2 separate regions of the Homo sapiens genome follow, and region 1 is linked to region 2. Evidence: read pairs that join two places in POLR2A ChIA-PET (ENCODE). Cell type or tissue: HCT116. All regions are shown on one strand. Region 1 overlaps ASPSCR1 (ASPSCR1 tether for SLC2A4, UBX domain containing). Region 2 holds the start of ARHGDIA (Rho GDP dissociation inhibitor alpha).

Region 1 (5,000 bases), 130 kb before region 2:
ACACACCTGCATGCACCCAAGCACACGTGCACCCGCAAGGACACACACACACCCCCAAACACGCACGTGCACCCGCAAGGACACGCACACGCCCCCCAAGCATGCACATGCACCCGCAAGGACACACACACACACACACACCTGTGCACATGCAAGGACGCACACACACACACCCGTGCACACACGTGCACCCACAAGGACATGCACACACACCCCAAGCACGCATGTGTACCCGCAAGGACACACACACGCCCCCAAGCACACACGTGCACACGCAAGGACACGCACACGCAAGGACATGCACACAACACCCAAGCATGGACATGCACACAAAAGAAAACCACAGACTGTGCCCCAGGAGCACAGCAGCATCTGCTGAGAGAAGGACTCTTGTCCCAGCTGCCAGCATCACACCAGGGCCCACCGCATGGGGGAGGTGGCTCTCACACACCCACACTGGAAATGTCCCTGCTGTCCCCAAGTACCCGGACGGTTTTCCCACACACACGGTCACGCTGGGGCTGGAGCTGTGCCTCCGCCCCTTCCCACATCCCGACAGGGGCTGTGTCAGCAGGACGCCTCCGTCCGCCGTGGTCTGGCCCCCAATTCTCTGTGCTGAGTGAGGTTCGGGTTGAAGGTTTCAGGGAGGAGGCAACTGGATGCCATACCACTGTCCCTACAAACATCCCCACCTGGAAAGCTCCCAAGCAGACGGAGGGCCAGCGGGGAATGAGGCCCAAACCTCAGCAGTGCAGGGGGCCCCAACCTGGGTCTCAGCCTTGGTGGGGTCCCCCAGGTGTGTGGCCGCCAGGTGTCCCTGGGGGCCTTGCCACGCCTCAGGAAGCTGCTGGGGTCAGTCTCACTCAGCCAACGGGGTGGCTGAGAGCCAGGAGGAGCCTTCCAGAAGCCTGCGTGGGGCTTCCTGTCTCAGATGAGGCCTCTCACGAGACCTGCCGACCCACGGGGCACACAGGCGCTGCAGCAGGAGGAACTGAACCGCAGGGCAGCAAGAGCCGGGGGACCACTGCCCCGCAGGCCTCCGAGACCAAACCCCAGGGCCCAACTGATGCCCACTTCACGCGGCCTCATGTTTCCGCCACCCCGGCGCCCCACCCTGCCACTGAGCAGAGGCCGTGTTCTGCTCTGCCCAGCGGGCCAGGACTGCCCCAGAAGAACCAGCAATATTTCCGGAACACTCGGCACCCCCAGGCCTCCCGCTGCTCCCCAAAGCCCTTGCCACCTCGGAAGCTGCCTGCTCTGGCAGAGGCGAGAGCCCCACGGCTGCCGGGGCATCCAAATGGCAGCTGACCCTCGCCCAGCCACGGATGGCCTCCCCTGAGCCGATGCAAAGAGGCCCAGACCCCCGGCCCCGGGCAGCAGGTCGCAGGTCCATGGGAGCAGCTGGGCTCTTCCAGACAGGTTCAGGAGATGGAGCCCAGAACCTTCTCTGTGCCGCTGATGCCCCCGGACACCAGTGCCTTCACCAGGAGGAGCTCGCCATGCTGAGCCCAGCCTGGTTTCCGCCTCACTGCCTGGGCCCGGCTTCCAAAGGCCCCACACTCCCTTCTTCCCGACCCTGCCCCTCTTGCTGGGCAGAGTCAGAGGTCTCAGAGGACAGGGGTGATGCCGGGGGCACAGCAGGGTCCAGCAGCCGGCACTGCACTTTCACAGGGGCTGTGTGTGCTGAGCTCCCCAGAAGCTCAAAATGCGCCACAGGGTGGGGGTGCCTGTGGCTGCCACATGACACACAAGGAGGCAAGGAGCGTGGAGGGTCCAGCTGGCACCATGAGGGAAAGGTGTGATGGCCTCTCAGGCTCCGAGGGTGGCCGGGCAGCTGTGAAAGACCCGACTCCTCCTGCAGGTGAAGCCCCTGCATGCTTCTGCCCCTTTAGCCCCTTCCTGTCTCCTGCAAACCCAGGCCCCCGGTGGACCCCCAGGTCCCGGCCTCCAGGAGGGCCGCCAAGGACCGGACCACAATGATGCTAACCATTTATCCAGATGCCCCGAAACTGGAAGGGGGCCGGAGAAAGGCCAGAAAGGACGGGCAGGACTAAGGACAGGGACGCTGTCCGGGATGCCGGGGGCAGCCCTGCGGGCGCGCGGCCTCACAGCAGACAGTGCTGGGGCATCCCTGGGCCGCTGAGCTGGGAAACCGAGGGGAGGGAGGCTGGGGGCTGCAGGGTGAGGGCGCCAGGGGCATGCACACAGGCCGGGACACTGCCCAGAGGTCTCCTTTTCTTGACAGTAATTTTCCAGGATGTGATGACACACAGAGGAAAAATGTGAACCCATTCGGAGGTGGCCCCAACCTCAGAGTTTCCAGCGTCTCTGAGGGTTTGTGTTTTTCCCTCCCGGCCTCCCTCCCTCCCACCGTCTCGGCCCGGCCTGCCCCGCCAGGGCTCCGGTGAGAGGGAGTGTGGAGTTTCCCCTGGAGGCTCTGAGCTTCAATGAATCACTACGCCAGACACGGGCCAAACCTCCCGAGTTACTCAGCGCCCCGGCCACCCTCGGAGGCAGGCGGCGGAGCACGTGGACGCCATCAAAGGCCTGGGACGTGCACAGCAGGAGAGGCTGTGCCAGGGCGTGGGCGCGGGCTCTGTGGGGAGACCGCTGCGACCGGCGTGGACAGGCATGCACAAAGGACGCAGGCGGGACTGCCTCTGAAGACACCACAAACTCCATGCCCAAATTTTACATCCAAAGCACGGGGAACACCCTCAGCACAACATCCCTCCTGCACCAGGCAGAGGCATCAGGCCTCGAATCCCACCCAGAGGAGACGGCGCCGCCCCCAGGCTGAGCACAGCATCCGCACCGATGCTCATGGCCCGGGCCTGCCAGCGAGTGGCCACATGGCTGGGGAGAGGCCAACAAGGAAGGCCCAAAGCAGAGATGTTTCTGTTTTGAGACAGCGTCTCGCTCTGTTGCCCAGGCTGGAGTGCAGCAGTGCAATCTCAGCTCACTGCAGTCTTGATCTCTCAGGCTCAGGCAATCCTCCCGTCTCAGCCTCCCAAGTAGCTGGGGCTACAGGCACACACCATCACGCCCTACTAATTTTTAAATTTCCTTTGTAGAGATGGGGTCTCGTTATGTTGCCCAGGCTGGTCTAAAACCCCTAGGCTCAAGAGATCCTCCCAGCTCGGTCTCCCGAAGTGCTGTGATTATAGGTGCGAGCCACTGTACCCAGCCAAGAAAAGTTATTTTAGGCTGGGCACGGTGGCTCACGCCTGTAATGCCAGCTCTTTCGGAGGCCAAGGCCGGCAGACCACCTAAGGTCAGGAGTTCAAGAGCAGCCTGTCAACATGATGAAAACTCCATCTCTACTAAACGGGCACCTGTAATCCCAGCTATTCAGGAGGCTGAGACACGAAAATCGCTTGAACCCAGGAGGTGGAGGTTGCAGTGAGCAGAGATCGCACCACCACACTCCAGGCTAGGCAACATAGACAGACCCTGTCTCGAAAAAAAAAAAGTTATTTTAAAAAGATGAAAACAGGCCGGGCGCGGTGGCTCACGCCTGTAATCCTAACAATTTGGGAGGCCAAAGCAGGCAGATCACCTGAGGTCAGGAATTTGAGATCAGCCTGACAAACATGGTAAAACCCCATCTCTACTAAAAATACAAAAATTAGCCGGGCATGGTGGCAGGCGCCTCTTAGCTACTCAGGAGGCTGAGGCAGCAGAATCACTTGAACCCGGGAGGTGGAGGTTGCAGTGAGCTGAGATCATGCCACCGCACTCCAGCCTGGGCAACAGAGTGAGACTCTGTCTCAAAAAATAAAAATAAAAATAAAAATAGGCTGGGCACAGAGGCTCACACCTGTAATCCCAGCACTTTGGGAGGCCGATGCAAGTGGATCACCTGAGGTCAGGAGTGCGAGACCAGCCTGACCAACATGGCAAAACCCCTTCTCTACAAAGAACACAGAAATTACAGGTGGCAGACACCTGTAATCAATCCCAGCTACTCGGGAGGCTGAGGCAGAAAAATTACTTGAACTGGGAGGGGAAGGTTGCAGTGAGCCGAGATCGTGCCATTGTACTCCAGCCTGGGTGACAGCGCGAGACTGTCTCAAAAAAATAAATAAAATAAAATAAAATGAAAATGAAAAGATGAAAATATAAAGCATGAGGTACTCATAAGAAAAAAAAATCACTTTTTAATTTTAAAAAGAAAAATACTTTAGAAGATGAAAAGAGGCCAGGTGCAGTGGCTCACACCTGCAGTCCCAGCTACTCGGGAGGCTGAGATGGAAGGTCATGACTGCTGTGAGCCGTAATTGTGCCCCTGCACTCCTGCCTGGGCAAGAGAGCGAGACTGTGTCTCAAAAAAAAAAAAAAAAAAAAAAGGAAAAAGAAAAAAAAAAGAAAAGAAAAATAAGAACAGGATTCAGGACTGCTGCAGCCTGGGCTGACCATGAGCCCGTCTGGAGCTGGGCACGTTACGGTGTGGCAGGCGTGTGTCACTGTGGATAAAGCGCACCAACACCCCCGGACAGGCAGGAAAAGCAGTTTGGTGAGGGGGGTCATCCGCAGGGCAGAGTCTGGAGGCTGCTCCTGGGGGAGCCCGGGAAGGGCTGACGGGGCCCCTGACCTGAGTTCCTGGAACAATCCCAACCAGGGGATCTTGGGCCCAACGGGGAGGAGAGTCCAGGCCAGAAGGGGCCAGTGGGGTCTGCGCCCTGCAGCAGCCGACTCGCCCAGTACGGAGCCCCACACTCCCAGTTCTCCCCACAGCCCCAGTGGCGAGCATCCACCCCCTACCCCCCGGGGTTCCTCACCAAAACACAAGCGCCTGTCAGTCACCAGGCTTCTAAACAGCCGGGACTCAGCCAGCCACCTGCAAAGTCGCTGAGCCATCTGCCAGCCACGCTTGGTGGCCATTCCAATCAAGGCCACAGGCTGTGCCCCTAGGGACAGCCTCAGAGCCCAGGGTTGTCCTCAGACACCCATGAGGCATAGCAGGGACCTGGGCCACCCTGGCCACTGACTGTGCTGGC
Region 2 (5,000 bases):
AAGTACTCATAGCTTAATCAGACAGCCCAATTAAAAATGAGCAAAAGATTTAAATAGGTTTCTGCCCAGGAAGACTCATTGGGGAAGTGCAGGTGCGACTCACAGTGTGACACGACACTGCTTCACACTTGTACAGCTGGGATCAAGCACAGCAGGTATTGCTGAGCCTGTGGCCACCTGGAGCAGCCCAGCGTTGCTAGGGGGTGCAAAGTGGCACACCTACATTGGAAAACATTTGGGGACTTCCACTCAGGAATCTACCCAAGAGAAATGAAAGCACATATTCATGAAAAGGCTTAATGCAACATTTATAATGGTTTATAATATTCGTAAATGTTTATGGCAGTATTATTCATAATGGACAAAAAAGAAACCAAATATTTGCCAACTGGAATGGTTACAAACAAAATGTATACCCACACAATCGAATCTTTTATTTATGTATTTATTTATTTATTTTGACAGAGTCTCGCTCTGTCGCCCCGGCTGGAGTGCAGTGGCGAGATCTCCACTCACTGCAAGTTCCGCCTCCCGGGTTCACGCCATTCTCCTGCCTCACCCTCCCGAGTAGCTGGGACTACACGCACCTGCAACCACGCCTGGCTAATTTTTTGTATTTTTAGTAGAGACGGGGTTTCACCGTGTTAGCCAGGACAATCTCGATCTCCTGACTTCGTGATCCGCCCGCCTCGGCCTCCCAAAGTGCTGGGATTACAGGCGTGAGCCACCGCGCCCGGCCCAACAGTTTTTTTTTAAAAGCACTTGGGTTATTGGAAAGTTGGGCAACATGATCACCTGCACAGGGGCTCTGAGTCTTTAACAGTGAAGCATTTCACACCTGATTAGGAAACGCTGTGCTGATGACATGGCACTGACAGTGTGACTCAGTTACAGAAACTCTCAAATATCCCTCCAACATTCAGAAATTTTCAAAAGACACCAAGCTCGGTATTTTGCATAGTTCTGTCCCCAAAAATGCCCTCCTGTGTTCATGTCTGTGTCTGAACAAAGCAGCTGTGCGTGTGTGTGTGCGTGTGGTCTCCACTTCTCTTGATCAGCCTGGGTTGCCTGGCAGTATGGGCCAAACAGACAGGGCCCTGTCTGCATGGAGCTCAAGAGTGATTAAAAGAGGCTGGGTGGCCGGACATGGTGGCTCACACCTGTAATCCTAGCACTTTGGGAGGCTGAGGCAGGAGGATCGCTTGAGCTCAGGGGTTCAAGACCAGCCTGAGCAACATAGTGAGACCCTGTCTGTACAAAAAATAAAAAATTAGCTGGACATGGTGTTGCACACCTGTAGTCCCAGCTACTCGGGAGGCTGAGGTGGAAGGACTGCTTGAGCCCAGGAGATAGAGGCAGCAGTAAGCTGAGATTGTACCACTGCACTCCAGCCTGGGCAAAAGAGCAAGACCCTGTCTTGAAGAAAAAAAAAAAAAAAAAAAAAGATTGGGCACCCCGGTGGTTCATGCCTGTAATCCCAGCGCTTTGGGAGGCTGAGGTGGGTGGATCACCTGAGGTCAGGAATTCGAGACCAGCTTGGCCAACATGGTGAAACCCTGTCGCTACTAAAAATACAAAAATTAGCTGGGCATGTTGGCTCACACTTGTAATCCTAACTACTCGGGAGGCTGAGGCAGGAGAATCGCTTGAACCTGAAAGGTGGAGGTTGCAGTGAGCCGAGATTGTGCCATTGTACTCAAGCCTGGGCGACACTGAGACTACGTCTCAAAAAAATAATCAATCAATAAATAAAAGAGGCGTCCACGTTAACGAGTCCACAGTCCTAACAAGTGCTGCAGGCTGGACGCGGGGCAGCGTCCCACCCAGTGTCTGGTGCAGGGCATTTAGGGGCTTGGCCTCCAGGAGAGGCGAGCCCGGGGCTGGGTGCGAGCACTGCTGCTGGGCCAGGCCACTCACGTTATGCGGCCGTTCCTGATACTTCAACACGGCCCTTGTGGGCGAATGTGTGGAATCTCGGAACAAGCGGAGTGGGGAACAGGGCTCTGCGGTGAAGCCCAGGCTGAGGCAGCCCCTCATCTGCTCACGGTGCCAGGAGCTCCCTGCCTCCTGGTCCTGAGGAGCCGCGGGATTCCTCAGGGACACTAGGGCCTCTGCAGCGGCGCCTGCGCCAGGCAGCCACGCGCGCTGCGCACGAATTCTGTCTCAGCCTGGAGAAAAACACCTCCGCTGCGCCCTCGCCCAGCACCAGCTTTCCGCGGGGCGTGCAAGGGGCTCCTCCTAGCCCCACAGCCCTGTCTTTCCACGGGGGACACCAAGGCCCTGGAACGGCCCGCGCGCCAGCGCTCTCGCCCGTGTTTAACGAGAACTTAATCCCCGTGCCCGTTACCTCCCCGAAGTCCCGGGACTAGGTGACTAGGCCCCGAAGCAAGAGTCGCAGTCGGACCGACTGGGCCGGGGAGGGCAGCGCACTGCACCTGCGCGGGCTTCCACAGCCCACGCGGCCGCCGCAGGCCTCGAGTGGGCGCGGGTTGGGCAGCGGCGAGAGGCGGGACCGGACCTCGCCTCCCGGGTGCGGGCGCCCTGGGCTCGCGTAGGGAAGTGCCCTGGCTTACAGAGGTGACCACTGACGGGGCTTGGGGTGGAAGGTGACGACGCCAGAACCCACGCGGAACGCGCCCACGAGGCCCAGCCGCAAGATGGCGACGGCGTGCCCCCGGCCACCCGCGCGCCGCGCATGCGCCCTGGCCTTCCCCGCCCGAGTGAGCGGAAGTCTCGTGACCCCGGAAGTGACAGGCAGGGCGGGCGGGGCGGCCGACGACGTTCGTCATTTAGTGCGGGAGGGATCCTGAACCGCGCGGCCGAACCCTCCGGTGAGTGGCCGTGGCGGGGCGGAGGCGGCGGGGCGGAGGCGGCGGGTCGGGGCGGGGACCGGCGGCGCCGGCGGGGGCGGGGGGCGCTGAGGTGGGGGCTTCCGCCTTTGTTCGCGCCCCGCCCTGAGCCCGCGGCAGGGTCTCGGCGGGCGGGGGCGCGGTGACAGCGGGCCAGGGCGGTGCGGGCTAGGGCGGGGCCGGGGCGGGACCGGGCGGCGGCGGCCCCGGCCCCACGTGCGGGTCCCGGGCCGGAGGGGCGGCGGGGACCAGGGGAGTGCCGGCCCCTCCCGAGCGGTCCGGAGCTTCTTTCATGGCCGCCGAGGCGCGTGGGGCCCGGGCCAGACCTGAGGGCCCCTCCTTGGGGACGCGGGGGGCGCCGGGCCGGCAGCCGCGGTCCATCGCGTTCGGGGGCGACGCGGGGATTGGGGCGCGGCCTCCCCCAGCGCCCGGGCCACGCCCGGCACGGATTGCGGGCCCTGCGGAAGTGCGGGCCGCGCCCTAGGATCCCGGCGCCTACGGCTATCCTCGCGCGGCGCGGAGGCCCCAGCCCCTGGAGGAAGCAGGGCGGCCTGGACCCCGGCCTGGGTGTCCCGGGTGTGCTGCTCCCTGACCCACCTCCCACGCTGCCGGGAAGGATCTGAGCCTGACAGATCCCCTGCCGGGTCAGTGCTGCCCCGGGCACTCCGGGCCCACCATCTACAAGAGGGCCCGAGAGTACTGAGTGGCTGTGGTAGCTCCCAAGTTGTAGGTCACAGACCCTCACAATTGTGGAGAAACCGCAGATACTTAGGATCCCCGTGTCCAGGTGGCCCCGTGCGGTATTCTAGCTGCCCCTAACATCCGAGCTCCAGGGGCATCCTGTTTGAAAGATGACGCTGAGCCGACCACACACGTTTACATGTGACTACCACGGCCAGAGGAGCAACCCTACTGAGGGATACCGAGCCCCGTTACCCCGTAGGGCGAGGGCCTGGGCAGCTCAAGAGCGGCAAGACCCTAAGAGAGGGTTTAGTGTGGGCCCCGCCGGTTGATTCTGGGGCCTGCTAGCCCCGCCCCACACATACAGGGGGCTGCTGCCTCCTCCATCGTGGAGGGGGAGGTGTGTCCTCTCTCCCCATGATCGGCTGCAGTTCCCATTTTGTCTTAGATGTTATACCTGGGGTGGGGGCACCTCACACTGCCCCAGAGGATGCCCCTGAGCAGGAATCGCGGGGGTGGAGAGGAGCGAAGGTGGCCCCCTTGGAGCCCTTTTGGAGCTCCGGCTGCAGCCCACACTCCTGCTCAGAAGTGCGCCTCCGTTGGGGATCCAGGTCCAAGGCCTGTCACCGTCCCGCCCACAGGTGTCCCGACCCAGGCTAAGCTTGAGCATGGCTGAGCAGGAGCCCACAGCCGAGCAGCTGGCCCAGATTGCAGCGGAGAACGAGGAGGATGAGCACTCGGTCAACTACAAGCCCCCGGCCCAGAAGAGCATCCAGGAGATCCAGGAGCTGGACAAGGACGACGAGAGCCTGCGAAAGTACAAGGAGGCCCTGCTGGGCCGCGTGGCCGTTTCCGCAGGTGAGTCTGGGCTGCGGGAGCCGGGTGGCCGCCCGTTCACTCCAGCTGTCTTGCCGCTCCCCAGCCCCTACTTCCACTGGTGGGGGTGGGGCCCTCACCTGCTGTCACTCCCCAGACCCCAACGTCCCCAACGTCGTGGTGACTGGCCTGACCCTGGTGTGCAGCTCGGCCCCGGGCCCCCTGGAGCTGGACCTGACGGGTGAGTGCCCTGCGGCCGCGGGGGTCCGGGCGGCCCCTGGTGGGGATCTCGGGAAGTGCAGCCAGGGGGCCGCGCAGGGCTGGGGCTTCGCGCAGGGCTGCTGGGCAGTCATTGAGGGGGAGGTCCCCCCAACAGGCGACCTGGAGAGCTTCAAGAAGCAGTCGTTTGTGCTGAAGGAGGGTGTGGAGTACCGGATAAAAATCTCTTTCCGGGTAAGCTACAGGCTGCTGTGGCCAGGGAATGGAGGCGGGGCTGGGGCTGGGGTCCGGACCGACCTTCCCTGATCCTCGCTTCGGGTCCTGCAGGTTAACCGAGAGATAGTGTCCGGCATGAAGTACATCCAGCATACGTACAGGAAAGGCGTCAAGAGTGAGTGGGGCCCCGGGCAGGGCAGAGGGGGCCGCTTGGGTGCG

The links. ChIA-PET counts read pairs that join two places held together with the same protein. Peaks named below come from ENCODE experiments on the same cell type or tissue, not always from the same donor. Only the 100,000 strongest peaks of a DNase experiment are listed, where the experiment ranks them.
Region 1: POLR2A ChIA-PET joins it to region 2 with 6 read pairs; 9 of 35 experiments call an interaction of 5 or more read pairs at or near these places.

The regions. Positions count from the first base shown.
Region 1 is chr17:82,001,353-82,006,352 of GRCh38, reverse strand. The region is part of intron 7 of ASPSCR1 (ASPSCR1 tether for SLC2A4, UBX domain containing); the gene reads right to left. Among named protein-coding and RNA genes, the nearest start is that of CENPX, 19 kb to the left of the region's middle. RefSeq lists enhancers at 335-841, 1,631-2,152, 2,153-2,674, 2,675-3,196, 4,645-5,000. In HCT116, a CTCF peak has its summit at 2,793; a DNase peak (open chromatin) is centred at 2,402; H3K4me3 peaks cover 1,116 bases; H3K27ac peaks cover 3,761 bases.
Region 2 is chr17:81,869,129-81,874,128 of GRCh38, reverse strand. It overlaps ARHGDIA (Rho GDP dissociation inhibitor alpha), which reads left to right and starts at 2,792. Exons shown (of 6, transcript NM_004309.6): 1 at 2,792-2,831; 2 at 4,172-4,388; 3 at 4,504-4,587; 4 at 4,723-4,799; 5 at 4,893-4,956. The coding sequence starts at 4,199. RefSeq lists enhancers at 1,645-1,744, 2,195-2,264, 4,205-4,384, 4,879-5,000 and silencers at 2,445-2,854, 3,055-3,484, 4,515-4,724. In HCT116, CTCF peaks have their summits at 4,423 and 4,627 (motif pointing left); a DNase peak (open chromatin) is centred at 2,728; H3K4me3 peaks cover 3,602 bases; H3K27ac peaks cover 4,731 bases.